Regions from separate parts of the Homo sapiens genome. Here region 1 is linked to region 2. The links are chromatin loops, found by intact Hi-C in ENCODE. Cell type or tissue: heart right ventricle. All regions are shown on one strand. Each heading gives the region's core, and the rest is flanking DNA. Links, peaks and the distances in the headings are about the cores only. Region 1 has its middle 260 kb from the start of SS18. Region 2 has its middle 110 kb from the start of LINC01894.

Evidence for each region. A loop is a pair of places that touch in the nucleus more often than their neighbours do. Peaks named below come from ENCODE experiments on the same cell type or tissue, not always from the same donor. Only the 100,000 strongest peaks of a DNase experiment are listed, where the experiment ranks them.
Region 1: it touches region 2 in a loop (5-fold over the local background); 56 of 110 quality-filtered maps call a loop at or near these places.

The regions. Positions count from the first base shown.
Region 1 is chr18:25,822,692-25,839,066 of GRCh38, reverse strand. No RefSeq gene overlaps it. Among named protein-coding and RNA genes, the nearest start is that of SS18, 260 kb to the left of the region's middle. RefSeq lists enhancers at 10,469-10,968, 10,969-11,470. In heart right ventricle, for the core only: a CTCF peak has its summit at 6,858 (motif pointing right); DNase peaks (open chromatin) are centred at 6,846 and 8,076; H3K27ac peaks cover 585 bases.
Region 2 is chr18:24,869,054-24,885,428 of GRCh38, reverse strand. No RefSeq gene overlaps it. Among named protein-coding and RNA genes, the nearest start is that of LINC01894, 110 kb to the left of the region's middle. In heart right ventricle, for the core only: a CTCF peak has its summit at 6,954 (motif pointing left); no DNase peak of the experiment used is centred there.

The sequences.
Region 1 (16,375 bases), core at 4,215-12,214, 950 kb before region 2:
TGGATGGACCCAACTGAATGAACCCAACTGTGACAGTGTTGTGATTTATTGTGCTCCTGCCCTGCAGTTAGCTAACATAGTTGAGTTAAAAGGTAATTAGATATTTTATCCTCTGCCTATATTCTAGGAATGTGTTGGCCAATGAGAGAGAAGTGCCCTTTTTCTGAAGCAATGGGAAGTGGGAAGCCAGTTTTCCTTGATGGATAAACTGAGACTGGGGGACATAGGATCATTTCTGAGCCCTGGTCATATGCAGAGACTGCTGTAGAGGCTATTATCTCTATTGTCAAGATGATGCCCTAAGACAAAACCTTATTGTCCAGCATCCCCTGGGAAGGAGAGACAGGGATCTTTGAAGCTGAACTTCAACCATATTTTTTGTCATGTTAGTCATCTTTTCAAATGCATTTACTATTCTCCTTCCCTAGACTGCTCTTCCTGTCATGGTATAAACAGTAATGTTAAGCCTTTGTGCACCTGACACAATTTTAGCACAGTGCTTTGTATGTATGTATTACATACATACATTAAGCAGTAGGTGCTTAATGGATACATTTATTGATAATGGTCAGATCAATGAATTCTATCTTCTTTCCAGACCAATCCAAACTTAATGATCTTCATGCTTGGAGAACTCTTGCTCAACTTTAGACACTATTCTTGTGTCCTTAACACACCTTGAGAAGCATGGCTTCTGCTGTTATTTTATTTTACTTTTGCCTTTTCCACATGTTCTAACGGCTGTTTTATTTTTGAGGCAGCATGTGAACAAAAACACAGAAAGCCAGCTGCCTCAACATTCAAATGAGAGTGCAAATTCCTACTATAAGAGGTGTGGTTATATACTTACTCAAATGCTCACATTGTAAGAAGGAATATAGAAGAATTCCTAAAGATGCCCAGATAAATGGCAGTGAACTCAAAATTCATATATGTTTGTTGAAAGATGCCATGGAAAAGGAGTTTTGATTCTGCAACCACAGTAGGAAGCAACTCGGTTGACTTGGGAGAGTTTTTAAAGGTCTATTACTTCAACGTAGAGATCTGACTGACATAAAGCCTGTGCATTTTATTTATGTATTCATTCATTTATTTATTGAGACAAGGCTTGCTCTGCTGCCCAGGCTGGAGGTCAGTGGCACAATCTTAGCTCACCGTAACCTTGAATTCCTGGGCTCAAGTGATCTTCCCATTTCAGTCTCCTGAGTAGCTAGAAATACAGGCATGCACCACCATGCCTGGCTAATTTTTATTTTTTTCGTTGAAATGGGGTCTTTCTATATCCTAGGCTGGTCTTGAACTCCTGGTGCCTAGTGATCCTCCTGCTTCAGCCTCTCAAAACACTGGGATTACAGACATGAGCCACTGTGGCTGGCCAATGCTGTGCATTTAAAGCAGGCCCAGTGCAGCTCTGTGCAAAGCTATTTTAATTGAGCTGGCTGAGTACAGGGAATGAAGTGTCCAGAGGTGAGCTCCAGGGCCTCGGCCCTCTGTGAGGCTTGCTTCTTTGAGGCAGGCTTGGCTCTTTGTCAGTATTTCTGCTGAGCTCAAGGTGTGTTTATAGAATTGATGCATGTGTTCCCACAAAGCATTTTGAAATTTTTTGAGCAAAAGTTTTCTTCAAACATGTCTACAGAGCTGAGATGAATTTACACATCTATGAATTTCTAGCCAATAAATTCCTAGTGTGAGTTTGCTCATTATTTGTTCATTCATTATTCATTCATTTGTTCATTCATTAATTCATTCAGTGTGCTAAATTCTGAAGCTATAAAAGATGAATGAGATCAACTTTCCTCAAGAATTTTATTACCTAGACAAGGAAGACAGTCACTTACAGAAATGCACTAAAATGTTATAGATGCTGATGAAAGTAGGTATGAGATTCCCCATGTCAATGAAAGAGAGGGAGACAGGAAGGGAGGAAGACTGGCCACTGGGATATGAGGATGGTCAAAGTAATATTCATTGAGGAAGCAATTCTCAGACTGAGCCTTATAAAGATAATGATCAGGTAAACAAGTGAGTAGGCATGTGGAGAAGAGGGCAGAAGCCATGCCAGTGGGAGGGATGAGATATGGAAAGAGTAAGAGACAAGATGATATGATCGATGGGGGTTTCCTGGCCCTCCTTTGGTGTGGAATGGCTGGGGAGGAAAGCACAATGCAGGAGGTGGTAAGAGGGGCTGAGGGGGTTTCGGGTCACACTCAGAAGGGTCTTGTGTGCCCTACTCAGGAGTCTGTACTTTGTTGTTTAGACATTGGAAGTTGTTTTTTTTTTTTTTTTTGAGATGGAGCTTGCTCTGTTGCCCAGGCTGGAGTGCTGTGGGGTGATCCTGGCTCACTGCAACCTCTGCCCCCTAGGTTCAAGCAATTCTTCTGCCTCAGCCTCCCAAGTAGCTGGGACTACAGGCGTGCCACCACGCCCAGCTAATTTTTTTGTATTTCTAGTAGAGATGGGGTTAGGAACAAGTAAACCCAGTGACCAGATATTGGTTTTTAAATATGTGTTAGCCAGGTTGGTCTTGATCTCCTGACCTCGTCATCTGCCCGCCTCGCCCTCCCAAAGTGCTGGGATTATAGGCGTGAGCCACCGGGCCTGGCCCTGTTTGTTTTTAAACTAAAGATTTTATTCACATTTTGTCAGTTTCCCCAAGAATGCCCTTTTCCTGTTACAGGATCAAATTCAGAATCTCACATTGCATTAACTGTCCCATCTCCTTACTCTTCTCCAATCTGTGGCCATTCCTCAATCTTTTCTTATCCATGACTTTGACACTCTTGAGGAGTCTGGGTCAGGTATTTGTAACATGTCCCTCAATTTGGGTTCATCTGATATTGTGTCATGATTAGCCCAGGCTTATGGATTTGGGGGAAGAATGCCACAGAGGTGAATTGCCCTGTCAGTGCATGGTATCAGGGGATACGTGAAATTAACACAACTTATTACTGGAGACATGAACCATGACCACTGGTTAAGGTGATGTCTGTCAAATTTCTCTACCACAATGTTACTCTGGTTTGTGTGTGTGTGTGTGTGTGTGTGTGTGAGAGAGAGAGAGAGAGAGAGAGAGAGAGAGATGGGGGTCTCACTCTGTCACACAGGCTGGAGCATAGTGGACCAATCATGGCTCACTGCAGCCTCGACCTCCGGAGCTCAAGTGATCCTCTTCCCTCAGCCTCCTGAGTAACTGGCACTACAGGTGTGCACCACCATGCCCAGCTAATTTTTGCTATATTTTGTAGAGACAGAATTTCGCCATGTTGTCCAGGCTGGTCACGAACTCCTGGACTCAAGGATTTGCCTATCTTGGCCCCCCAAAGTGCTGGGATTACAGGTGTGAGACAACACACCCGGCTACGATGATATTCTTTTTCCCTTTTCTTACTCTGTTTTTTAGAAGTCACTAAATTCAGCCCACACTCAAAGGGAGGGGTGTTAAGCTCCACTTCCTGGAGAGAGGAGTATCAAATAATTGGTGGACATATGTTAAAACAACCACAGTAATTAATAAATATTATAGAGGAGATAATTTGAGGCTATGCAGATATCTTGTTTCTTCTTAATATTTCACCTCCTAATTTTAGTATTCATCAGTGAATCTTGCCTGAAGCAATCATTACTGTGGTGTCCTAATAGTGATTTTCCTCTTTATTATTCCTTTTACATTTATTATTTGGAATTCTTCTGTAAGGAATATTTGTCCTTTCTTCTTCACTTATTTATTTATTCAGTCATTTATTTATATCAGTATGGACTCACAGATACTCATTTAATTCTTTGGATATCCTTTGGGTTATAACCAATGCTAGTGTTAATTATTTTGTTTCTTCAATCATTCTTGCTCTGGCCATTGGGAATTCTTTGAGGTTGTCTCCTGTGTCATTTTGACCTGCCCTTGTCATTGTGGCTGTGGTGTCTCTGAGTGTGTTTTGTGCACTTCCTTACCTTCTGGCATTGCAAGATGCTCCAGGCTCATATTGTGTATGTTGTATCTTCCCTGTCTCAGCCCTGGAATCAGCCATTTCTCCAGAGAGGCTTGGTTGCATATATTGAAGAATGGTATTTAAAAACCAATATCTGGTCACTGGGTGTGATTGTTGCTGCTGTGTCACTGCTTCTAAGTTTTTAAGTAAAGAAATAATATAACTGTAATTGGAGAATGTCCTGGCAGGCAATTGTCAGGGGATACTGCAGGAGACGGTGAGGACACCATGCTGATTGATTGCCCTGGCAAGACAGGAGGATGTACTGAACCTCGGCAGTGGCAGCACCAGTGGAAAGGAGGGTGAGGGAGTTTGTGGCTCATCTAGACATTGGTCTCCAGCAGTTATAGCCTGAGTCCTACTCTGCTACTTGCCGGCTATGACCTTGGACAATATGAATGTCCTTGGACAAGTCATTCGACCTTTCTTTGCCTTAGTTTCCTCATCTAAAAAAAAAAAGCTAACAACACCTGTTGAGAGAATCAAATGAAAGAAAATGTGAAAATCCTTGGCGATTCCAAATCACTGTCCCAATGGGAGGAACTTCAGTGTAACAGCTTTTCCCTATGCTTTTTTTGCTAGTGAGGGTCTAGCTGCTTAGGGAGGCAAAGGAGAATGGGTATTGTCATGGCACAGGCAGGAGAAAATTGCCTAGAAAAAGGCTGAATACATCCAGCCAATCTGGGTGTAAACCAGAAATCTGCAGGTCCCGGGGGAGCAGAGCAAAGCCATAGAACGTATGCAAGGCAGCAGTGACCAGCAAAGGGTGACAACCAGGTGGGAGCTTTTGCCCAACAGCTTCTGCAGAGTTCCCAGGGCGTTCAGGGGTGGTTCCCCAAGCATGGCTGGCCTGGGGCAGTGCCGCCTGCTTTAGCCAGGCACCACGAGGCTATAGAAGGATGTTCATCGGAGACGCTTGACTTCACTGGGGCAAAAAAGGTCACAAAGCATATTTCTGCTCACCCTTGCAAATTAGGATGTATGGTCTGGAAATGACTTTTTCTGATTTGTACTTACACGGTGTGGAAAACATAACAGTATGCCCTTGTGCTGTAGCCCAATATCCCAGGCTGCAGAGGTCTTGCTGTTAGCTAGCCAAGCGCCCACTCTAAGACCCAAGATGTCTTGTGTTTGAGATTTAAGTAATGTATTCCAAACCATTGTGGAGCCCTCAAGGAGGGCTTGAGAAGTGAGTGGTTTTTCTGTTCTGTTCCACGCCTAAGCCTCCCACTGTTTATCTCAGAAGTGTGGGCCCTGGTCCAGCACCCTCACCATAGGCAGAGGGACTTCCTCCTCCCTTCTTCCCATCCCCTTCTCCCCCATCCCTCCTGGGGGCCTTTCCTGTGTCCTTCATCTCCTCCTTGGTTCACTATGCTCAGGAGCTCGCTTCTTGTTCCCTTGCTCTCTGGCTTCTCACTACCTCTCAGGACGCTGAGGGAGGGCTGGGGTGGGGTGAGGCGGGGAAGATGTCTTTAGTGGTTCTGCCCTTGGGATGAATTATCTGCAAAATAATTACATCTTCCCAAGGCACAGGCTAACAATCCTGTGGGGAATTAGGCTGAAAGGGGCCTCGGTGTCTTCCAGCAATATTTGTTTAGTATGTGCAACTCCTAGGAGGAGGAAGAGAGAGGAAAATATACATTATTTCTAAAGAATAAGATAATACCTAATTGTCTTAGGTTATTTGGACTGCGATAACAAAATGGCTTAGCTTGGGTAATTTATAAACAACAGAAATTTATTGCTCACAGTTCTGGAAGCTGGGAAGTCCAAGATCAAGGCGCTGGTACATTCCGTGTCTGGTGAGGGCCCACTTCTCACAGATGATGATTCTAGCTGTATCCTCACATGGGGAAAGGGGCCAACAAGCTCCCTCAGGCCTCTTTTTTTTCACAGTTAAAAATTTTTGGTTGACACATAATTATACAAATATATTGGTTACAGTGTGATATTTCAATACTTGTATGCACTGCATAGTGATCAAATTAGGGTAATAAGCTTATCCATCACCTAAAATAGTATCATTTCTTCTTACTGGGGAGATTCAAAATTCTCTCTTCCAGCTATTTGAAAATATAGAGTAAATTGTTGTTAACTATAGTCACCCTACAGTGCTATAGAATGCTAGAACTCATTCCTTCTATCTAGCTGTAATTTTGTATCCATTACCCAACTTCTCCCTATCCCTGCCTTCCCCTACCCTTCCCAGCCTCTAGTAACCACTATTCTACTCTCTACTGTGAATCAACTTATTTACCTTCCACATATGAGTGAAGATGTGCGATATTTACCTTTCTGTGTCCCTCAGGCCTGTCGCATCGAAGCACTAATCCCATTCATGAGAGTGGAACCAGCATGACCTAATCACGTCCCAACGGTCCCCTCCTTTAATACTACCACATTGGAGAGTAGGTTTCAACATATGAATTTTGGGGACCACCAGCATTCAGACCATAGCATTGAGTGTGTTCAATATTTGAGGCTCTTTGTGCATGAAATAGTCTCAGTATTCCCATCATATAGGCACCATTATTATCCTCATTTTATCAATGGGGAAACTGAGGCTCAGAGAGGTGAAATAACTTACCCATGTCTCACAGCTAGTAAGGGACAGAGCAGGGTTTCAAAATCAGGTCAATCTCTCTTCAGAGCCTACACAATGCCTCCATACAAAGCTACAGAATGATATCTCATATGGTAAGAAATTCTAGGATGGATGTGCATGTCTGAGATCAGAAATGTCTGAGAAAATTGGGGATAAGTGGGTGCCACGAGAGAGGGCATCTGCATCTGAGTAACAGACAGATAGACAGCAATCTGGACAGAACCAAGGCCTGGCTGGGGAGGCAGTTCTGCTGCCACATGGGGGCGCATGACCCCATTCCCTGCACTGCTGGCTATGGCTCCCGAGCCCACTATTTTTCCTTACACAACCTAGCAACTGTTCTTCCACAGCTGCTCCTTTGGTTCAACTTTCCAATACAGCATAGTCTTTTACATAATTTAGGGACTTCTTTAATTTGCTGGGTTTATAGTCCAGAAGGTTTCTAGGGGAAATTTCTTGTAAGTGGGCACTTGAAGTCCAAGGCCTAATGATTTCTCTTTACTTTTTTTTTTTTTTGGTCTCTGAACCTGGATAGGAATGATCTGTTGACATTTTGATCATATAGAGGACATACCAAATTTTGCATTTGCTGAAAGCAGAAAATATTTGCATGCAAAAGAACCAGAAGGTTTGAGATATTCACATTGTACATACCTAATATTTTGAACAAATACCTTTTGCTGCGTAGTAAACAAACCCAAAACTTATTGGCTTAAAAACAACTTAATATCATCTCTCCAAATTCTGTGGATTGACTGGACTCAGCTGAAAGATTCTTGCCAGGAGTGTCTCATGTGATTGAAGTTAGACACAGCTGAGGCTGGAATCAGTTGAAGGCAGGAGACTCAAGTGGCTTCTTCACCCCCATGTTTGGCACTGCAGCTGAAGGCTGGCTTGGAGGAGGGCAGACCAGACATTTTTCTCTTTCCATGGGTCTGTCCTTAGCATGTTGTCACAGGGTAGTTGGACTGTGACACACTAGACAGCTTCCCCCAGAACAAAATCTTCAAGGTTGCTTATGACATAACTTTGGAAGCCATTCCAAGTGATTCTGTCACATTCTCTGGATCGCACGTTCTCTGTGGAAAGGGACTATATATTACTCATGAATGACAGGAGGCGTGATTCACTGCGGGGGGCGGGGGCATCTTTGAAGAGTGATTACCTTAGTTTGCACCCTGCTGCCAATAATTCATGTCCCTCCACGTGCAAAATACACTCACCCCTCCCCATAACACCCTGTCCTCCTCCCCAAATCTTGTTTTATTTAGGCATCAGTCTCATTATCTATTCTATGTAACAAATAATCCATGACCTATTCTCATTACCTATTGCTATATAACAAAGCACGCCATAAGTTAGTGTCTTAAAAACAACTACCACTTTATTATTAGGATTCTGTGGATTGTTAGAGCTCTGGGCAGTTTTGCTGCCTGTAATCTTGGCTCAGGCTCTGGCCATCCAAGGCTTGGCTGGGCTGGAAAGTGCAGATGACTCACTACATGGCTGGCCTTTGAGACTTGCAGTCCAGGTCTTTAACAGAATGAGAAGCATGGGTAGCCCTAGGCTGTGCCTTGTGTAGTTCAGGACTGGTTTGGACCTCTGTCTGGGCCACAGTCAGACTAATCTCAGCCAGTAGACACGTGACTTGCAGGAGATTTCCTTCAAGCTGAATATATATATAATATATATAAAAATATATAAAATATAAAATATATAATATATATAAAATATATAATATATTAAAAAATATATATATAAAATATATATATTTTGTAATTGGTTGGTAGGGCTACAGGGCACCCAGAACTGAATGGGTGAGTACTTCCAATGGCTATCTTGCACACTCACCCTTACTTCAGCCTTCACTAGCTGCTTTAGAAATCACCATGGTGTATATTTTCTCTCTTTCACTCATGTGCTTTCTGTCTTCCGTTCATGGTGACCAGCAGTGAGAAGATTTGGTGGAAAATGTGTATATCGTAAAGGAAACCCATTAATGCTCAACCATTGCCACAATTGCCAGTGCTCCCCCACTCCATCCAGCTAACAAGAACTGTTAGTATCTTGTTTGCCCTCTTGTTACAATCCATAAACGTATGTGGAGTTTGCACAGTTAATCTTGGAGAGCACCTTGCTAGATATGGTGAGAACCAGAAATAGTTCTCCACCCTGAAGGGCTTATTGTACCATAAGGGAGAAAAGACGAATGTACAAGAAACTTTATCATGTTGTGATAAAGAATGAGGGCTGTAGGAAAGTTACAAAAACTCCATGTTGTAGGAGGTCAGAGGACAGAAGAATTCCACTCCCGTATTCTGGCTTTGACTCTCCTTCTAGCTCTAAACAGATGTTTACATTTCACACTCCACTTTCCCCATATAGATAATAAGGAAAACATAACTCCTTTTACAAGTATCACCGAGGAGCAGTGAGAGTCTGTGACAAGGTATCTGTAAAGGTTTGGGATTTTATTTTTGTAGAGTCCAAACACATCTTTAACCTTACAGGTGCTTGGGATGGAAAGAGGAGGTAGAGTGGTTTAGATATGTGTATGTACATGTGTATATGTGCGTGTGTGTGTGTGCGCATGTGCATGTGTGTGACAGTCATGCTCCAAATGAGGCCTCAGGGGGTAATAAAAAGAGGGCCTGCTGGGACCACCAATTTCTTTTTCCCATCTGTGATGGCTGGGGCCCTGTGCTTCACACTGGGAAGGGTATTACTGAACTCTCCTCAGTCTTGTGGTGCGGTCGCCTTTAATTCATATTTGCATGTGTCGTGAGACCAGCCAGGCAGCTGAACACTGCCCAGGAGTGGAGCTTGTGATGATGGAGAGAAATGAAATCACTGTTTAATGAGAATTGGTGAGATAAGGTCCACAGATGGACCATTCGGAGGGCTGTGTTTGAACCACGGTATCCCATTCATTTTATAATACACCTTACTGTGGGCTTAAATTGCATTCTTGGAAAATTTAGCCCAGCATGACTAGTTCTTGTTAGAATAGCATCACTCACCTAATGTTGTGTTCAATAAGCCTGTTGCATAAAAGGTTATCATGTAATTTTTATCATTATAAGTCTCCAGTGCTTCCAGAACTTACCTTCAAAAGAGTGAAAATGATATTTCATATATCCACAGTTGTATTTCAAAGTAAGTTCTAAAAAGCCACATGCCTCAGTTTACCCTTTGGAATTTGCCTATCTTTTTTTTACAGCGTTATTGTTATAAATCAACTTTCTAAAAGAATATACCAGTGATATTTGCCTATAGCTTTCAAGCTTTGATTAATGTTTTAATGGTGTTTGTCCCTATTTTAATCCATGTAGTATATTGAACTAAGCCTGGGGTTTAGAGTTAGATGAGCTAGGGTCTGAATCCCAACTCTTCCCAATTACTAGCTGTGATGATGGTTAAATCACATAGTGATTCTAAGCAATCATTGTCAATGGAGTTGAAAGGATTTAAATTAAGGTAGGTACAAAAGGCATAGCACACTGCCTATCACATAGTATGTACTCAATAATCAATTTCAGCTATTATTATTGTCATCAGTAAGAATGACAAAATGTGTGCTTTAGACCTCTAAACAGCTTGACTAGATCTTTCTCTGAAAATTTCACCTTGCTTTGTTTCATTTGTATCTGCAGAGTCGCTGTTCTTATCAGAAGAACCATTATGCACAGCTAATTTCAGGTTCATGAGTTCTTAAGCACAGTGGGAAACTAATAAATCAATTAAACATATATTTCATAAGAGATTGCTATATTTATATGTGCATACATAAATATAATTTTAACAATGAAAAGTAGCTTGTCATGAATAGTTTATTTCATGAGATAAAAATAAAAGGAAAACAATAAACACTACTTCAAAATGCAATGCTATGTAACACAGAAATGAAATTCCACAAGATCTTGTGGTTCTCTGTGTTACATTCAAAAAGAGTAACAGATAACAAGATGGCTGGCCACAATGTGAGATATACTGTTGGAGAAAATTGTCCAGTGTTTTGAAAGGAAAGGAAAAGCCTTCTAGGAATTTCTCATCACAGAGAATTTAGACTGAAGGAATTTGCCACGGTGTTTTCTGAATAGCCTTAGAATTTTATATTGGATTTAAAAATTGGGTTAGGGAGGGAGTGGCTCCTCAGAATGAAGCTTTTCCAGGCTCCCTTTTACTTTGTTTTTGCCTGGGGCATTATTTTTTGTTTGCCAAGACCAGCTGCTTCCTCGCTAGCCAGGTTTCCGTTTAGTGGCCCAGGGCGGCTTCTCTGATGTCGGGGAATTTGCCCCTCTGAGGTTGGAGCGGGCAGCTGTGTGTCCCCAGGCTGGGCGAGGGGGCTGAGCTGCCTGGAGGCCTGGATGGCTGCATTCTGCTGCCGCACTTTCACCGGTATCTCTTCGCGGATCTTCAACAAATGTGACCTCTGCCAACCTCGTCTGAGCTCATCAGCTCTGCTGCCTCTGGGACCCAGGAGGGAGACAAAGGGGGCTGGGTCAGCGTTGGATGCCAGCTATTTTTTTCCACATGGTCTCTGGGAACAGTTAACTAATCATATCAGACCCAAAAATGATTTAAACCTTTCCTAGCTACTAAGCACGGGAACTGTTGCTGGCACACAAACAAATCCCAAACTATCTCAACATGATAACACAAGCTTTTTAAATTTTAGAGTAAAATGTATCATTAATCAACCATCAACAAGTATTCATTCATTTATTATGTGCTGTGCTCTGTGATGTGGGGGAGACAGAGTGGAAAGCTCAGCCTTCTCTGAACGAGCAGGTTGGATCATTGTGGGTAAAGCTGGTCCTCCACCCATCCTGGATGGACCCCTTTATTACAGAAATGTTGTTAGGGGTTGAATTGCATCCCCTGAGATTTATTTGTTGAAATCCACACTTCTCCCTCCCCTGTACTGCAGAATGTGACCTTATTTGGAAATCGAGTTGTTGCAGATACAGTTAGTTCAGGTGAGTCATACTACAACAGGGTGGCCCCTAATCCAATATGACTGGTGTCCTTATAAACGGGGGAAATTGGGACACAGACATGCACACAGGGAGAATGCCATGTGGACACTGGAGTTATGTTGTTCTAAGCCAAGAAACTGTCAGAGCTGGAAGAGAGGCGAGAGCAGATCCTTCCCCAGTGTCTTCAGAGAGAGCAGGGCCCTACTGACACCTTGATTTTGGATTTCTGGCCTCCAAAACTGGGCGAAAACACATTTGTGTCTTTTAAGCAACTATTAGTATTACTTTGTTATGGCGTCCCTAGCAAACTAATACAAATGCGAGGCTATGTGTCCACCCAATTTTATTGGGGAAAACTGTCAGCTTGCCACTGACTTGGAGCACAGTCTGGGCAGCCTCTTCTCCGTTCAGCTGATGCTCAGCCCCAATGTCACCACTGAGACGGGCCTTCAGGACTGCCTTACCTAAGCAGGCCCTGCGCTCTCCATCCCAGCACCTTGCTTCATTTCCTCTCTGACTCATCACTACCTGAAACAACCTTGCTTATTTTTCTTGATTTTTAAAAACTGTCTATTTTCCACACCAGAGCTTCTGCTCCAGCAGGCTTCTGTCAGTCTGTCCCATGCTTGGCACATAGTAGGTGCTCAAAAAACACTTGTTGCAAGAAGAAACAAATGAAGAGGTAAAGCTTCATTTGGGAATATGATTTTTTGTGTGTAGACAGAACTGTGCATCTGGGCACTGCTGATCCCACCCCCTCCCACCCCCACTTCTTTCCTTTTCTCTCTGTTAGGGCTGGGAGCAAAAGTCTGGGCTTGCTGCATGGACACAGACAACACAAGCCTGAGTTGCTCTTGCTCTGCTGTGGATGAGTGTGGTTTTGTTTGGTTTCACACTTCATTTTGTCTCTGAGCTGCAGAGGACAGCTGGTCAGCTCTCAGTCCTGCTTTGCCACCTCTTGGAAAGGAAAGGCAGTGAGAGGAAACTAGACATGCCAGCCAGGCTAAGGATGAGGGCCTCAGGACTCCCACATGGAAGAAACCCACGGAGGAAGGAGGTTCTGCCAGATCTGCCTCCCTGTGTTCACAGAGTCTCTGGACCTCTAGGTGTTGCACCCAGGCTTTTGTAGTTCACTCTTGAGAGGAAGGAGCTGCCAGGCCCCTGGGCTGTGTAGGGCCAGGAGTGAAGGCTGGGGGCCATGTGTGGGCATATTTAAGCCAGCCAAGGCCTCAGAAAGTGAGGAAGGGGGGCTTTGGGAGACTTCGACTTCCTGCCTTTGAACCTCAGACAAACCTAAAAGGCCCTCGGAAACACTATTTGCTCACGGGATGATAATGTGGCTGTGTTTGTGTTCACCAGCTAGTGAGATATGGAAGGTTTGGACTGAAATGACAGGCAGTGGGTGGAGGGGCCTCCTGAGGAAATACTTCAGATAAATACTTCTGGGATAAGATCCTTGACCAGGGGTGAAAGTGGGAACAAAGATGGAGAGGTTTACATAGACTATATGCTGATTAAATACTGTTTTTATTTGTATGTGATTTACGTTTTACCTACTTCCAAAAAGGATTGGAGGGGGATGACTAGTTGAAGGTGAAGGATGAGGTAAGAATGACTCCAAGTTCTCAAGCCTGAGTGATGGAGAAAAAGAGGGTGTCACTATCTCAGGCAGGAAGAATGGCTGGGAGGAGAAAATATTTGTGAGCAGACAATGATGTGTTCGGTTTTGGATTTGTCACTCTTTAGGTGATGAAGAGACATTCAAATAGAAAAATTTACTAGACTGTTGCAAACATGTTACTCAGAGAATCCCTATCTTTGATAGGCAGGCTGTCTGCAAAAACAAATCTATGTGATTAGTACAGAAATAGGAACTCCTTAATTTATAGCCGTAGCTATTGTTTGCTTCTCACTGCTTTTAGTGTCATATCTTTGCTCCGAAGGAGTTGTAATTTTGAGTATCACATGCATGGGTGAGCACACACACGTGCGCACACACACACTCTCTCTCACACAAACACACAAAGCCTATTTGCTGCAGTTGTATCCCGGAGTCTTGATACTAAATTGCTCAAAGTTTTGCTTTCCTGTGTCCTGGGAGAGCCCTTTGGTCTTCTGTCTTGTCTCCCTGAAGCCACTCGCTTCAGCTCCCCGACAGGCACTTCCGTGTATCCTTCTGTGATCTCTCCCTTGTTTGTGTCTTGAGTAGCAGAAATGCATTCCGGCAAGACTCACCCCTTTGCTGTGACAGATTGCTACACTGCAGAGCCCATTCAAATAACTTTTCTTTTGCCTGCCTGCATTCTCAGAGAAGCTTTTAGTGTCCTCCTTGGAAAACCACATGAAACAATGTGAGCTATCCAGGGTAAGAGCTCAGCAAATGAGTACCAAGTTAGGAGTTCGAAGCAAAATAAAGAGGTTATAGCCAGGAGAAGTTTCCAAGGTTGCTGACGTGTAAAAATGTCTAATTGGCAAGTGTATTCTCCTTAAAGACTCAGAAGAGGAGGGTATCGATCTATTGCTGCCCTCTAGAACAGATTCTTTTGTAGAATCCAAGACAACGTTTTATTTTTATTTTCTTACTGTGTGTGTCAGAATTTAGAATATATTAACTTTCACTAGTACCTAAATCTTAAACTTTCTTTGCTTTAACCCCAAAGTATATTTCCCTTTTCTTTTTCTAACTCTTTATAAGCATAATTTAAAAAATTACACAAGTAAAACTTCCAAACAAATAGAAGGATATAGGATAAAGCTTTTATCTTTTCCCACTCTTGAATTGTGTTCTTCTCTCCAGAGGCAGCATGTGAATAGTTTAATATGTAGCTTTCCATGCCTTTTTCTGTATATTTAAATACATGCCTGGATTGCTCTGTCCCAGTGGTCACTTGCTGGTCACCCATTTTACTTCCTCAGGGAGGGCCTCTCTGATGACACAATGTAAATGAGCTGCCCTCATTATCACCTTTTGCCTTTCACTATTTTGGTTTTCCTCCTGGCATTTATTACCATCAGTAGTAGGCAGAATAAAGCTCCCTTCTCTACAAAGATGTCCACGCCCTAATCCCTGAAACCTGTGGATGAATATGTTCTCTTCTGTGACAAAGGGGACCAAATGTGATACAAGTAAAAGCATGAACCCAAAGGAAGGGAGATAATCCTGGATTATCCTGGTGGGTCCAATCTAATCACACAAGGCCTTAGAAGTGGTGAACCTTTCCTGGCTGAGTCAGAGAGAAGGGCAAGAGATTCAGAGCATGACAAGGACTTGATTTGCCACTGCTGGCTTTGAAGATGGAGGCAGGGGGACACCAGGCCAAAGGATGCAGGTGGCCTCTAGAAACTGGGAATGGTTCTTGGCTGACAGCCAGCAAGGAAACAGGGACCACAGTCCTATAACCACAAGGAACCAAATTCTGCAACAACTTGAAAGAGCAAGGAAACACATCTTTCCCTAGAGCCTGCAGGGAATGCAGCCCTTTCTGGGCAAAACTCGGATTGAACGTTTGACCTACAGAATTGGGAGATAAATTTGTGTTGTTTAAGCTGCTAAGTATGCAATAATTTGTTCTGACAATAATGCAAAACTAACACACCATTTAAATTATTTTGGTCTTTTATTGGTTTGCTTGTTTGTTTATTGTCAGCCTGCCCAATAGAATGTGAACTCCAGGAAAGAGAGACTTTGTCTACTTGGCCCACTACTCTATCTCTACTGACTAGAACAGTTCCTAGCAGGTAGTAGGTGCTAATTTTGTTGTTGTTGAGTGAATAAATGAATATTAATGTGGACATGTTTGTATATGATATCAGATTACACATAATATCTTATGACTTGCTTTTTACACTTAATGATGTATCTTAGATGTCTTTCCATTTAGTTCCTATAGATATAACTCACTCTTTTTAACTGCTACACTACATACAATTTATGATTGGATGTATAATCATTTTTGTTAACCATCCCCTTATTGATGGACATATAAGCTATTTTCAGTTTTTCACTTTGCACATCTCTGGGCACGTGTCCAAATATTTCTATGAGATAGAAATGAAGTTTCTGAGTCAAAGCATAAGTTTTTTTTAAGTTTGATGGATATTGTTAAATTGCCCTCTAAAAATTCTATACCAAGGGACACCCCCAATAACTGATGACAAAACGTTTCCCAACACTCTTGGTAATGTTAGTCTTATAAATCCACTTAAAAAAAAAACAATGACTGGTAGGTAAAAGTATCTTATTGTGTTTTAGTGTTTGCATTTCTCTGATAGTTCCTAATGTTGAACTGCTTTTCTTAAGTTTGTTAGCTATTTGTTTTCTTTTTCATTGAATTGGTCTCTGGCATCAGAATTTAAAAATCTGAATCCTGACTATAGCATTTACTAACTGATAACTCTGGACAAGTTCCTAAATTTCTCTTTGTCTCAATTTTCTTGTCTGTAAATGGAGATGATAATAGTATCTGATCAAAAGAATTACTATGCAAATTAATAGAGTTAATAGATAAAAAGTGCTTAAGATACTGCCTGGCAAATAGGATCCTATCAATCAATATCAGCTATATCTTTGTCCATTTTTTGTCTCTTGGGTTGCTTTATTATTGATTTATAAAAACTCTTTGTATATTATAAAAACTCATCTATTGTCTGAAACACATTTATTGCAAATGTATTCTTCAAGTTGCTTGCCTTTTAGCTTTGGTAGTGATGTATTTTATCTTAAAGAATTTTAAAATTATTTCCAATCTGTCCATCTTTTTCTTTGTGCAGACTATATGCAGTCACAAAATTATAAAAGAATTCTC
Region 2 (16,375 bases), core at 2,808-10,807:
TAGTTCCTGCCTTAATGGAATTTACTGTCTGTCAAGGATGTTTAGTTTTTCATGGTCAGCCGGCTGCACACAAGGCTGGCCTTTCAGATAAAAGAGACAGCAGCCTCTGTGGTGCTGTTTGAAGGGTCTTAGGAAGGCCACAACAATGTACATCAATTGGCAGAGGGGATCAGCTCAACACAACAGCTTTGTATTGGTCTGCGTTTTATCTTCCTAGAGAATGGATTCATCCAAACAGACTCATATTTTTCCCTCTTCTTTTGCAATTTCTCTGCAAATAAAATAGTTCCTCCTTAAGGCTTTAATGCCTGAAATGTCTCAAGCTAGAGCCAGACCCATGAGTCTGGCTTCTTATTACCTAATAATCTTTTAAAATACAATTTTCCTGGGAAATAAAAGGGCTTCTGTCAATGACACGTATTTTTTATAAATAAATATGTGTATTCATATATATATATATGTATGTGTGTATATATGTGTGCATATGTGTATGTGCATAGAGATATATATTCTTTATGTCTACTGAATTTCCTTGAAGAAACAATGAGTTCCTCTCTTGGGCAGCTAAGAATGATTGATCCTTAGGCAAATTGAACGCTAACATGGAGCTAAAGGAAGAAGCAAGTGACAATCAGGGTGCCAACCTATGCTATGGGGTCCAGCTTGAACTCACCTTTCTTGCTGTGGAACTTAAGCCTTCTCCTGTCTCTACACCAACCTTCCTCTTTGCTTGACTGTTGCCTCCGTGCTCTGTCCCTGGGGCTATCCTCCACGAGAGCTGGATGGCAGAGTGGAACACAGTCTTCCCAGGAGCCCTCTGCCTTACAAACCCTAAAAACCAGCACAAGGCCCCTACATTTGAAAAGCTCTTCTCCAAACCACCCAGCAGAAACAAACAGGCAAATCAAACAGTCACCCTGTGGGGCCATTATAAAAGTCTCCTGTTTAAGGAGAGAATGTTAACGCTCACATTCTCTCTCCTAAAACTCTTATAGGCTAAGGATCTTAGCCTCTCCCTGTTTGGATTTCTAGAGGGTGAGCTTATCAAGTAAACCCTTCTGACTACCCCTTGAGCAAGGCCCATGTGCGTCCCTCTTGTTCGATGACCCCTCATTCAAGAAGCCAGTACAGACTGCAGTCAGGATGAAGGCAGTGCTGTTTTATGATCCTGGGGAAATTTGGCTTCTGAGTATCTGCAGAATAATGGAAGCTGAACAAGAGCCCACTGTTCTTCCTGAAGCAGGTGTCCCCTTGGGCATTTCTTCAACAAATACATAGGTAGGAAGGGCCACATCTTGATGGTCTGGCTCCAGAGCCCACACTCTTAACCCTGATAGTTAATTCACATTAAGTTCTCCATGGCTGGCAATGACTTTTAAAATACTTCCCCTCCCCAAAGAAATTGCATTTTTGAGCACGATTCTTTTTTTTTTTTTTTTTTTTTACAAAAAATCCTCTAATGATGATGGACTTTCTATAACATGGGCTAGTTTAAGTGAAACGTTTGTTTGTTTATTCCAAGAAAGTGGCGTGATTGGTGACATATTCTACAATGCAAAGACCAGCTCACATAGGTGAAATAAAATGCCGGCCAGGTGCCATCTAAGTGGATTTTACTAAAGGGCAGCCCACCAAACAGCCTGACTGGAGGAAACGAGGCACAGTTGAGAGATTGGAGAAGCACCTGTTCCCACCTTTGGGGAAGCAATCACCTGGTTGGATGCTGAAAAGTGATACATGCCAGCCCTTCCTGTCAATGGCGATGCCGTGGCTGGAAACATGCGCTTCCACTGAGCTTGGCTCCAGGTTGCCAAGAGCCTGCACCTGACAAGCAACCAGGGGGGAATCCTTCCGATACACAGCAAGAGCAAAAGAGAGAGTCTGCATTGAAAACCGGCCCTGGCCCAGCTGGTCCATTGAGAATAAGAATAAGAACCTGGTAAACTGCTTCTTCCTATAAAAGAAGAGACAAAGTTCTGGTCCTACAGGCTTCTCTGCAGGGTCCAAATGTGCCATACCACTCTAATTCTGCAATACCTCTGCATGCATTGGCTTTGCAGTCTAAAATTGCTTTTGAGAAAAATGGGCACAATAAAATAAGAATGTATGCCTTTAAGGAAGAGTCCCCCAGATAAGTATTGCTAAAGTCTCAGAGATATGACCCATAAAATATAGAGGGTATTTGTGCTGCGTCTAAGGTTCAACACTGATCATCACTAAAATGATCATCTCTAACAAGTCAACATGTGACATTAGCCAGAAGAAATGGTGGATGTTAAAAGAAACTTGAAAAATCCCAGGAAACAGCCACTTGATGAGCGAATAGTTTAATTTACAGTGTCACTCCCAGGAAATAGATAATAGTTTTATTAAAGTTGCAACAGTATAGCAATTTGCAATTCATTCTCGTTTCACATTAGACAACCCCCTCCTTTCAGCTAATGTTAATTATTATGAGTAAAATATGCAGTTACAACAATTTATTGAGCATTTACAGCGTGCAGGGCACTGTGCCATGAGCTTTAAAAGCATCCTGTGACTTAACTATCATAGTGAACACTTACATAGAACTTACTATGTGCCAGACATATTTCTATGCATTTTGTATTCATTAGCTTACTCCTCGTAAACCCCATGAGGTATTGCTTCTCCAAAACAAACACAACAACCATGAGGTAGGTATTATAATTTTCACTGTTTTACAGAGAAGGAAACTGAGCCATGGCAATGTTAAATAATTTGCCTGGGCCTATATATGTCTGATTAAGAGACAGAGCAAGAATTCAATTCCATGCAGTCTGTTCCAAAGTCCATGTTCTCAATCATTTCTTCATAATTGCACCTTCAAAATATGTCCATGAAATATATACTGCAATTACCCCCTTTTTTAATAAGTAAGAAAATTGAGGTCTAGAATGGTTCAGTCATTTCTCCAGTTGCACATCCAGGAAGTGGCAGAGTCTAGATTTCAACCGAGGCCTTTCTGGTGCCAAAGCCTAGAGGCCATAGGCCATCTTGGGTTAGTTGTGGTTCATTGGCTGTGAGTATATTATTATTTTTCCCACTCAAATATCAAGCCAATATATTTAAATGGCTATTGGGTGCTAGATATTATGTTTGGTGCTGAAGATCAAATGGTTCAGCCTTTCAAAGAGCTTACACTCTAGTGGTGGGGGTGCTGATGCTGAATTTGTTATTAAAATACATGAAGAAACTAAAAGGATGACCTTTTCCCCATGTTCTTTGTCATATGCAAAGACTCTCTTTGACTGGTGGCTTTAGCTATGGGTGTCAAAAAGAACATTGACTGTGTCCTTTCCTCACAAATCAGTCTCTGATGACAAATCAATCTTTTTGTCGCTGCTAATTATCAAGTTCTCTAAGCTATCTGTTGCATGTTGCTTGAGGCTATTGCCAATGAATCTCTGTGGTGGGCTGTCTTTCTTCTGCCCATCCTGATCAAGGGTTCTTCTGTAATTCCCCAACTCTGGCCTTTATGGTTATGGCTGCTGCCAGCCATTGAGTAGTGCTGAGTAAGGCATCACTTTAGAAGGGATTATATTCAAGAACTTCAACAATAGAATCAAGAGAAAATAACAAAACATCTAAAGAAAATAACTGTCTCATTGGTAGCCTCAAACATCACAGTCCTTCCTGAATCTACCTCTTATTGGCAGGTCTGATCTCTGATTACCTTATTTCTGTGTGTGTCTCAGTGTCCTCTCTCAGGGTACGTAGCAGTGGGGTCTTTCACTGGGTTGTTGTGACCATTATATAGGTAAAGCCATACAAAGCACACAAGACAGTGCCTGGATGGTTGATGCTCAATAGATGTGGCTGGTGCTATTGTTCTTTACTCACCTTGTTCTCCTTCTTCTTGTTACTATTATTATTACTTATTATTATACTTAAATACTGGTTCCTTTCAGTGTTTGCTAGGAGTTTGCTTTGTCTTCAGATTTAATAATACACCAGTGGTACTAAATCTTTCAAGCGGAATAAGAGCACGCTGGTCCCCTTCATTTTATTTTCATCAACTCTCAGCACATCTGAGCATATCTTTGTTAAAAACACTTTTCCAGGGTACATTGTGTGAGTAATCATTCAACTGAATAAGATGTTGATGATTCCTTACCACCTTGGTAGAGTAGGTGAACCTAGAAGGGCTCCCGAACTGCATTGGATTTGCTGGAAGTATGATCTTTAACAAAAGCGTAGAAAGAACTTCAAACTTGCCAAAAGGCAAAAGAATAAAATAAATGGCCCGCTTTCATTTACAGCTCTATAGTCACATGAATCTTTTGGAATCAGAAAAAAAAAAGTGGGCTGAAAATGTGTATTTTATTATCGTTGAGTATGTAGACACATTCTGGAAGTGATCAGAAAATGTTAGTCTTGCAGTAGCATCTATCAATCTCTGCTCAACTAAAGTTTGAGCAAGCATTTGACATTAGCTGCTCTATGGTTTTGAATTAGATGTTTGTCCTTGATCCTCTCATGAAAGTCTTTGTCTTTGGCCACCCTGTCTTTACTGAAAAGCCTCTGGTTCTTATTGACCTACATTAACTTTAGCTATTACTTCATCCCCCCAGTGACTCCAGGCTGTGTTCTAAACCACAAACCCATTGTTTCACATCATGAAAAATGTTCTCTACTATCACGACTTGTGGTAGGAGAGAGGCATTAATATCTTCTTGATATGATAACACCTGATAAAGATGCCATTAGTATGTATCAATACTAGAAACGTAGAGACTGCATGATGGTTGTGGCTCTTTTGTTTTCTAAATTAATTGGTTAACATAAAAGACTACACTATTGGACCCTAAATCAAATGAGGTATCTCTAGGAGGTTAGTTACAGCACAGCTTCTGGTAGCAGGAAGCCTGAAGAGAAATAATTGACAAAACTCTAGGAGGTCAGAATGAGCCTAGATGAATGCAATACAACAAAGGGGCAAAGAAAGAAGAAGAAGGAGGAGGAAGAGGAGAAGAAGACCGACTGTATCACTTATCTATAGCTTAGTACAAATTACTTAATGACTTAAAACACAGGTGAGGCTAGTGACCCTGCATGTCCATCACCTTGAGAATGATTGATTCCTTAAATTTGTACCCTAGGTACCTGGCTTACTTCACCCTAGTCCTGGATCTCTAAAACAAGAAAAACATCTTTATAATCTCTCACAGTTTCAGGGGGTCAGGGACTTGGGAACAGCTCAACTGGATGGTTTTAGCTCAGAGTCTCTCATGAAGTTGCAGTCAAGATGTCAGATGGAACTATGGTCATCTGAAGGCTTGACTGGGGCTGAAGGACCACTTTCAAGATGGCTCATTCACATGGCTGAAAAGTCGGTGATAGCTGTTGGCAGGAGGCATCAGTTCCTCTCACATGGACCTCTCCATATGCTGCTGGGGTGTCTTTATGTCATGGCAGCTGACTTCCCGCAGAATGAGTGAACCGAGAGGAAGAAAAGTGGAAGCTATGATGTCCTTTATGATCTAGCTTTAGAAATTTACACCATTGTTTCCACCATATTTCACTGGTAATACAGACCAAGCCTGATGCAGTGTAGAAGGAGATGACACAAAGGCATGAGAAATCATTCATTGGAAGTCATTTTGCAGGCTAGTACTACAAAGATGGAGGAGGAGGAGAGGAAGGGAAAGAAAAATGCCTAGCAGAGAATCTGGTTTTCAAAAGATGACTTTGGCTCAAACTTCTTGGAAAAATTAAATCAAAATAGCAACATGTAAGGTAGAACTAGGACTGGCTATATTATTGGATAATCCAACCCCTTCCTCAGCAGCTGCATATATGTGTGGGAGATGCTGATTGATGGGGTGAGCAGGAAGACCTCATCCAAGACACACACCTTCCATCAAATGTGTCCATCTAGAAAGGACATCAGTTCATAAAAGCCCAGCTTTTGCTAATGGGGGAGCTGAATGATTTGGCAATAGGGGGGTATGATGACTTCTGTTAAGAGGGCTCATCCCATTAGCACAGCTCCTGTCACAGGCTCTAGGATTCCATTGACTTATTCCTAAGTGATCTTGGCATAAGGCCAGCCTCTGTGAATAAGTAACATATCATGGTTCATCCATGTTCTTCACCTGTTATACATAAAGTTACTAAAAGTAAGGGCCAAAAAAAAGAGTTTTCTCTTTAGCAGAAGAGATGTGATTACTTTCCAAACAAAGCCCTTTCTGATTTTTTAACTCAACATTGACTTTCTTTCTGTTATGTGGAAGGCAAAGTCAAGCAGATAGTCTTGCTTTCTTCATTTTGTGCTCAGCCTCTCTTCCTCAAACACTGACTTTCCCAGACACTATACCGTACCTTCCACTGAACCAAGACTCGAAATTAACACATGAATCTTTCTTTACACACGACTCTGCAGTGATTTTTTAAATTCAGAGAAGAGAACACTGGACCCCAGAAACTTCATCCCTTAAGAATCACCAGGTTTCCAATTCTTGTTCTCCTCCCTGCTAATGAGCAGGTCTCCGCCATCCCTGGACATGAGATCTTCCCTTGTACCCAGCATTGGCACCCAGCTGCCTCTCCCTGAAAGCCCTTCATAAGAATGGACAGAATGTGTCCTTCTTCAGTCCTGAGGCTGTCCATCGGAATGGGGGTCACTGTGCACATGCCCCTCACTGCTCTTTTGTCCCTACGCCTTATCATGGCTCCCCAGCAGGGCCTTTGATTTCTACACCTCACTGGGGGTATCTGGGCTACTTTATAGTTTGTATCTCTGTTTGCAAAGATATGTATCCGATTCCACACACAATGAACGAACAATAACAACACAAAATTACAAATGTTATGATGCATTATGCTTTGATTAAATAAGAAATGTGATCGGCTGTGCCCAAAAGGATAGAACTTGAATCCCGTCAAGAGAAGAGATGAATGAACAGAACTACAGTGACATCTGCTGGTCCCTTCCATAGAGTTGTTGGTTTAAGTGTCACCAGAAATGAGTGATGAAAGAAAATAATGATAATCTCAGGCTTAAAATAAATCCTTAAAATGTGCATTTATATAAAAATGTATTCAGTTCAACCATTTTAATCAGTATGTTGCAAATGAGAAAACACAATTCTTGGGAGCAGGAGGTGAAAATTATTTACTCCACAATTGTTCATAACAGGAATGGAAAAGACCACTCACATCATCATTTTAGTACACAATCACCCACGCCCACACACCACAGAGGATAGACAGGTCAGTTAGGAGAAAAGGGAAGCATGGAAAATAAAAATGTTCTACTCAAAAGTATCTCTGAGTCTTAAAATATTGGCTTCCTCTTTAGATGCTCTAGAAGAAGCTGAGGTTCCAGGGGACAGGAATTACCCTCCCCGCCCAGGATGTACAACGTCTTGCACGGTTTCTCTGCAAAGAAATGTCTACTGCTGTGATGCTGAGATACATTAGAAAAACATTAAGATGTAATCAGGCACTCCCTGGGGGCCAGGGTTGCAGTGGGATCAATAAACTTTGCCACCCTGTTGGCTTCCGTTCGGGCAAATCTTCAGTCATCAACATTCCCTGCCCTCTCTGCCAAAAAAATGAAGTGAGATCCTGCTCTGAGGTTCAGCATCCTGAACACAAAATGCCTGAGGCTGCCTCCCCAAAGTCTGAGAAGTCAGTGTAGCATTCCCTTGAGGATTTCTCGGCCAGTGTCTTTTGTAGAAAGGGCAGGGTTTTTGTTGGACCCCCCACCCCCGCCCCCCACCCAAAGCAGTGTCACAAAGGGAGCCGTCATCTGGATTCTGGATAATGACCATTCTGTTTCCAGTGAAATACAAACCCACGTTTTTTTTTCTTAGCACAGCCCTAAATGCCTTCAGTGTATACTGCCCACAACAATAGATTATAAAGCTTTCCTAACATCATTCCTGACCAAAAAATTAGTAGAGATTGTGTCTTTTAGAAAGTACTGAAATTATTCTAAAATGATCCGCACATACCTTAGCTTTGGGGGCCTGAATGACAAAAGATGGGCATTGCCTTACAAACAAAGGAACTTTTCGTTTCTGTCTTGTGCTTGGACTGTGAGGCTGCTCTGAGTGGGGAGGCATGGCTGTCATCTTGCTGTGCTGAAAGCATCCTTATCCCACATCTGAATAAAAGACAAAGAGACCCCCATCCAGGCAGCATGTGGGGATGTTCACATCTAACAATAACCATATATTGTGCGGAAGTACAAGTGTGGACAGTCTGCACTTCTTGGAAGCTAAGCTGCGTTACAGCTATCTGGGTTTCTTTTAATGACTCTGAGGGACAATGCATCACCTACAAGTCTAAAGCACATTCGATAAAACATCTTGGAGTCAGTGCCTGTGGAATTCATTTTCCAGAGACAGTCAAGCTTGGGGATTTGTTTTCTAAGTTTTTTTTTTCTTTCCTTCTTTCTTTCTTTCTTTGTGTGTGTGTGTGTGTGTGTGTGTGTGTGTGTGTGTGTGTAAACCGCAAAGCTACTTTTTCCTCCACTCTATCATCTTTCAGCCCTGAGTGAGTTTGCATGATTCATCATTGTTTAAGCAGGTTTTCTACAAGAGAAGATTACTAAACTAATTGATTATTAATTGATTATCGTAATAGTCCATAACATTCCATTTGCAGTGATTCCTCAAAGCAACGTATGCCCTGGGTAGTTCTCAACAGTGAGGGATTTGCGGACCCACAGCCAAGCTTGCACGTCCTTTAGGGACGCATCCATCTGGCTCTGACAGTGCCACATCCATTATTCCCACAAATAGTACTAAGGGAGGTAGTATTGGGTGGAATGGAGAACATCGTTTCCTCTAGTTTCTTCCATTTGCAACATGTTGAACATTTCCTTTTTCTGCATAACTCTGGCATAGTGTGTGTTTGTGAGGAGAGGAGGAATGCATTTTCAGAAACTTCTCCACCTTCCTGTGGCCACAGACTTCTTGTCCTCCAGGGCCACTGGGCTGTGTTGATGGCCCAATCTGCTGAAATGTGATTCAGCTTATGACTCAAACTCCATCACTATTAAAGAGCCACATTGTCACGTTCATTCGTTTGGCCCTGCATTTGGTCACGAAAGGTCCTTTTTAAGGTTCTCTCTCTGTTTTCGGCCCTGGCTCTAGCCCTGGGGATGTTCATTCAGCAGAGCACAAGGAGTGCCCTTGGGCCGATGGGGCAAAAAGACAATTCCCTTGACCAGGACAGTGAAGTGTCATTTGTGCTGTGGCAGCACAGAAAAGGGACACCCTGAATGGGTGGCAGGAGTCAGGGAAAGCTTCCCAGAAGAAGGGACATTCAAGCTGAATTTAAAAGGGTGTGTGTGGAACTGAGTAAAGAAGGAGATGTGCATTTCAGCATAGCTTCATAGAAGAAGCATAGAGTAATGAAACCACAGCTAAGTTCAAAGTTGTTGTTCCCCAGTGGCCTGAGGGAAGGGTGTGTGTGGGGTCGGGCAGAGAGAGCATCAGGGAACAGAGAAACCCACATGTGGAGCTCCATGGTTCCTCAAAGGCACAGCTTTATGACCTACTTTATTTAACATTTGTCCAGCACCTGCTTTGTACAGGGAACTGTCTGACATGCTGTGGCCTGGAGGGATTGAGAGGAAAACCATCTCTGCCCTCAACAATAGACACACAGTGAGTGCCTACTGCATACCAGACAAGCTTTTAGGTTCTTTCCTGTGGCTTTTCAATTTAATCCTCACGACAAACCTGCAAAGTAAGTATTGTTAGCTCAATTTCACAAATGAGGAAACTGGAGCCCTGAGAGGTAAAAACTACCTATTTAAGATCAAACATCTGGTTTGCAGCCAGCTGGGATCAGAACTACAGAGAAGACACAAGAAGTTTATGACTCAAGATTTCCATTTATACCATACCAGATAGGAGAGGAAGAGCAGGGAAGGAAATGTAAAAATGTGGGCGGTTCTCCCTCTGGTCAAGCCAGCCTATCGCTTTGTACCAGGCAGGAGCCCTGGGCCCAGACTCTCTGGAAATTCCTATGTGGACACGTTCCAGGCAGGAAAGCACAACAAAGACAGTCCCTTTGTTTCTCCTGTTGCCCCCTTATCCCCATGCCCTTTCCTGAAGCTGCTCCTGCCTCTGACCTACATGGCAGTAGACAAGGCTTAAGCCTTCTCTTGGATCCTTTAAATTCCCACAGGTGGTCCTTTCCAGTTATTCCCACTTCAGACATTTCTCAAGCTGAGTGGAGGGAGGTGGAAAGCTTCGTACGCAGGAAAAGAAGGGAGATAAAGAAATTAGGAGGATTCTGAACACTGGGTTGTGGTTTCCTTCATACAAAACTTGTTTCATATTGGTAGTCCCAGATTACTTTTCAAAATATTAGGTTGGTGCAAAAAAATTGTGGTTTCTGCCATTACTTTCAATGGCAAAAACCATTGATTACTTTTGCACCAACTCAATAGTAAAATCCACAAGCAAACACATATATCTCACTCTGTGAAGGTTAGTCTCCTGCCAGTAGCCCTCACTGGGTTTACCAACTCTATTGTTATCCCCTCCCCCTATCTTCTCTTAACCTGATACTAGAAGGCCCAGTAACTAATTATGACATTCCCACAAGAAGGGAAGAAATGTAGTCCCACTAATAGAGAAAGCAGAATAAAGGAAAGGATAGTCAAGGACTTCTCGAAACAACTAAAAATGACAAAGCTGGCTCAGAAATACAGTGTTTTATAAAGTAGAGACATTTATTAAGCAACGGAAGGTTTCCATATAAGTTGTAAGTATATGAAAAAGTCCAAGGAAAATAAAGCTATGGAGACAGTCGTAAAGCATGCAGGTATTGGCTGGACATTTCTAAAACACTATAGGTCTTACTTATTGCTATGGTTTGTATGTACTCCTCAAAGTTCTGTGCTGGAAACTTAATCCTCAATGCAACAATGTTGCAAGGTAAAACCTTTAAAACGGAATTTGGTCTTGAGGGCTCTGCCTTCCTTATTGTAAGAGTAGGTGTGTTATAAAAGCAAGTTTGGACCCCTCTCTCTTGCCCATGTGATGCTTTCCACCATGTTATGATGCATCAAGAAGGCCCCCACCAGATGCAATCCCTCAATCTAGGACTTTCCAGCCACCAGAACCATGAGCGAAATAAATTTCTGTTCATTATACATTACCCACTCTCAGGTATTCTGTAATATCAGCACAAAATAGACTAAGACACTTATTTATGCCTGGATCCCCCTGGTAAAACTTTCCTATGCCTGATTTTTGCACCCTGAGCCCAGCTGTGCAAGGTCACACCTCTAAACCTTGTCTAGTGCTTTATTGTCTCAGATAGTGTGTTGTGTGTTTGCTCATTGCCTCTTTGGTCTTTGAGTTCTCCAGTATTCACAAAACATTGTATTTCTGAATCTGTAATACTTCACATCACAGAGGGAAATAGAAACGGAAGACGCTGGAGGGAACATGAAGGGAGAAAAAGACAGGAGACTTTGTCAGGAGTTTTAAACTTTCTTATTGAGTTAGAAGAAGCCCTGGGGAGAAGATGTTTTAGATGTTTGGGCCTTCTGGGTTCACCGTTGCCGCAGAGAAGAAAGAGTGTGGTGATTTAAAAGTGATCGAGACACGCAAGGGACTTAAAGAGACGACTGGAGGAAGGTGACTCTCTCACAATTGCTCTTTTATGTGGGCATTAAGGCTGTGACCAGTATTGTCATCATTTACAGGATATGTTGCCTTCAGAAGGCATGAGAAATCTTGGCCCCTTTGACTATAGGAAGAGAAAACTTTCCAGCCTTTTACCTAAAGTCCTTTATTCCATGATTCACAGCATTAAGGAAAGAACTCAGGCACTTAGGGAAAGAGATTTCCAATTCATGCTGCACTCCTAATTTGCTCTGTAAATTTTAGCAGTTTCCCTTACTTTGGTGATTTTACAATATTAACCATTTGCAGTCAGAGCAAGAATTACAAGGAAAATCATAAATACTGAGGTGGTAAGCATACTTGTGGCGTTGTCAGTCAAGACATTCTAATATGGGGTTTCTGACAATTAGAACAGGGCACCTTCTCTGACCTCTCTCTGGAGCAAAGGACTCCAGGGTGGTTGGAGATTCTGACAGTGCCAAAGGGAAAATGAGATGAAAAAATCATTTTTCCAGTTAATTAATTTCCAAGAAAACTGTATCTGCAGTTTCTATTGTGCCCCCTCCCCTACCATAAATACTTAAGGGTCAATGAAAATGATAGTACGTGATTTGTTACCAACTTTATGAACATCGGTAGGGTCAGCCTCAAAGATTGCTCAGTTTAGCATTTACCGTGATGCCTGGCATAAATGAGGTATCTGTTATGGGCTGAATTGCGTGCCCCCAAAATTTATCTGTTGAAGTTTGAATCTCCAGTACCTCAGAATGTGACTGTATTTGGAGACAGAGTCTTTAAGGAGATAATTAAGTTAAAATGAGGTTGTTAAGGTGGACCTAAATACAGTGTGACTGGTGTCCTTATAAAAAGAAGAGATTAGGACATAGACACACACAAGAGGAAGACCATGTGGGGAAACAGGGAGAAAATGACCATCTACATCTATAAGCCAAGGAGAGAGGCCTCAGAAAAAAAAAATAACCTTCGGACACTTTGATCTTGGACTTCCAGCCTCCAGAACTGTGAGGAAATAAATACCTTTTAATTAAGTCATCCTGTCTATGGTGCTTTGTTATGGTGGCCCTAACAAACTAACAGAATGCCTACAATTGTGTACTATGTGAAAAAAAGTCAATCAGATGATAAAGGAGCACTCCTAGAAAACCTTAAATCTGTAGACATGATGGTGAACAGTTGACACTGTGAAGTGTGGCCAAGGGTTCAGGACTTGTATGACCTCAGCCAAGTTCGCTAACCTCTCTGAGCATGGATCCCTCTTTTGTGACGTAAGGATAATGATGCTGGACTATATAATGTTTATTTATAGAAGAAAACCTGAGGAACCTGATAGGCTCTGAGTATATAAAAATGAATAACATTGTCCCTATTCTTGAGATGTATAAGGTGATTCTAATTAAGGAGAGAGAGAGATGTCCACAAATGCATAACTGCAACACAAAGAAGGAATACCTGCTTCGAGAGAGATATGTACATGAGCTTCTACAGAAATATGTGCACCATGTTAAGGTCATATCCAATTAACTTTTGAGAGGGAGGGTCAGAAAAAATGTCCCAAATGTAACAATTTAGCTGGGTCTTAAAGTGTAAGGTCACATAGCAGCAGAAAATGAGACAAGAGGGCTTTCCCATAAAGAAGCAAGTCAACAAGCATGGGTGGCTAGAGGGGCAAGAACAGTAAAGGGCTCAAAGGACAGTAAGTAGTTAGTGGTGACAGGAGTGCATCACTGAGATTGGCAGAACTTGAGACAGGAAAGTTAGGTTGATATCAAAACATGAATTGTCTTGAATGCCAGGATAACACATCTAGGCTTTATTCTATTAGACATCAGGAATCACAGAAGGTTCTGAAGCAAGGAGGTGATATGAATGGATCCGTCTTTTGGAAGGAAAGCATACCCCAAAGGCAGTGTAGTGAATGGTTACAATGGGAAACATTTGGAAACGGATAGCTGAGTAGGCATGCCATTGCAGTAGCTCAGGTACCCGACAAGCTTCAGGAAGTCAGAAGGATTGTATTGGATAAACTATGTGTTCAATAACACTAATAAATGTAATTATTTTTTAATGGAAGCAGATTTAGGGCGAGAGCTTGTCAATTCATGTCAATGCTAATTAAATTTTCTGAGAGGTGGTGAGAAGTTAGTTAATATTATAACAAGCATGTGATACCAGGTAATTTTCTCAGTTGCAAATATCTTTCTTCATTTAACACCAAAATAACTGCTCATTTTGATTGAACAACCAACCAATATGAAGAGAGAAGTAGAGTTTTGTCAAAATGACTTTTCAATGCGGTTCTATCTTATTTTAATCTTCACTGTAACCTATAATCACTTTTGGTGGCATTATGACAGATATGCTGGCACATGTGGCAGACTATACTGAAGGTTTCAATTCCACAGGTATTGGTTTTGAAATTTCATATATTTAGAAATATAAATAGCATTAAGTTTTAAAAGACAGAATTGTATACATTCTTTACCAATATGTTCCCCTCTCTCTTTGTATCCCTCACCCACCACATAGCAGAATTTCTTACTACGTCCTCTGTGTTCCCAAAGCCCCTTGTTTGGTATTGCATGGATCACTGTGGGAAGAAATAAACATAAGCCTCTGTTTCCATTGTTAGATCACAAGCTCCTTGTCTTCTTCATCCGTGGCTCCCCAGAGCCTAGCACAGTGCCTGCCTGGCCACAACAGATGCTCAACACTCAGTGACTGAATTGCTTTAATGTTACTCCCAGGATGGATTGTGTGTGCATGCATGTGTGTGTGTGTCTCTATGTGTGTGTGTGTTTTTCTGCTATAAACTCAGAGTGAAACGTGATGAAGTGGTGTAGATTCTACTTGATAGCTGGTTTCATAAAGTAGCTCTCTTTTTTAATGTAAAAACCTTCGTGAATGAACTGACACATGCAGTTAAGCACATTTTAAAGACTCCATCTTAGCAGTCAGCTTTAGTGAGCCCGTCTCTCTTTGAATGTTAAGTGTCTGATTCATAAGCGCTTGTCCCACTCCATTGCCCTGGTGCAGATCACGCTTATTTGTTTGACTTGTACAGGACTATTGTGTATACGTCTCCCATACAGAATATCATTACACCAAGGCAGAGAGAGGTTTAATACACATTTTGTACTTTTGACACCTAAATAATCCAGTTATCACCTTGACATGGAAATTGGAATGTCTTTGTTCTACTGGCCTGACATAATCAAGTTAGAATACATATATATCAACATTTTCAAACCATGAAGTATGCTGCAAATACCAAAACTTCTTCACTGTTTCAAACAATGCAGCCAAGAGAGTTCATTATACAGAGATAGGGAAATAAATTATTTTTTTTCTTTTTGCTCTTCTGCAGTTGACTAAGGAAGTGTCAGTAAAGCAGTCAGGTGCTTTGGTGGCTAATGTTTTCATGATCTATGCACCCAGCATCTGGCCTCACTGTCATTTATTATCTTTTTCCTTGGATGTTAATAAAGCCATAGATATTTTTTTAAAGTGTCTTCTTGTTCTTCTATCTGCTTAAATCACACTTAATATTGTTTAATGTTGGTCAATAATAGTTGACCTTTTATTGAGAGCTTGTCATTTGCAAGGTGTCATACTTGATACCTTAAGCACACCACCCCCTATAATCCTTACCAGCCCTATATAGTAAGTACTATTTTTTTCTCTCCTATGTAGAGGCAGAAATCACAGCTAGGAGACACCTTTCCAGGTTCCCACCACTAGTGGAGTGGAGGTGAGAGACTGTATCTCTCTCTTTTGAGCCTGGTTTTAAACACTGTACTACACTGTCTAAGCCTATTGAGGTAGCACACAATCCTCTGTCGCTTCTAACTTTACTGAAAGCCTGTACTAGTTTCCAGCATGAATAGGGAACTCCAAATATGTTAATGAATGATTAATATAGTACTAATCACTAACCGTAGATCCATAGAGGAAGATTCAGAAACAGTGGAAATAGAAATATTTTTGCACCTGTACAATGATAGCATCAATAATGATAATAAGGATAATAACATTTAATTCACTTGTGGAGAAAATATTACAAACTGATCTTAATGCAGGCAACAAAATTAAGGCAATTGGTGGGTTTAAGGTAGCAGTTTCAACATATCTACTTGGAAATACGTTATGGCCCAACAAAGATTCAAGAGACTTCCCAAGCAATATCCAAGGTATAATGACACACGTTGGATAAATCATTCCAAAGCTATTACAGAGAGACTCACTCTGCCATATGGAAAAAGTGGTTAGGGAACAATTAACTTCAACAATGTATATTGCCCCTGGAAACAAAACTGGGTTAAGCCGCTAGGACAAGGCTGACTGCAACCTCTATAAATTAGTCAGTAATAATGGCCATAGTTTGAAACCATAAAGACTTTGAAAAATAGAATAAGTACAAGCCATGAAATCATTTAGGAAAGACCCAACAACAAAGGCTGAGGGAGAGACACCAAGTACTTCTTTTTTTTAATTTATCATAGTTATAGCTTAAGTAAAGCAAATGTTTGATGAGTGTGAAGACTGGTGTAGTGAGCCAAGATAGGATAATTGGCACTAAAATTATTGCAAGGGTTTAATAAAAGAGCCCTTGTTTATGTAGTGAAGAAGATGTAAACAAGTGAACGTAAATGCAGACAAAATGCTTTCATTGCTGCATGCTACCAACAGCCCTGAGAAAAGCTGCTAAGATGATGAATCATCAAGAAGCCATTGAGTAC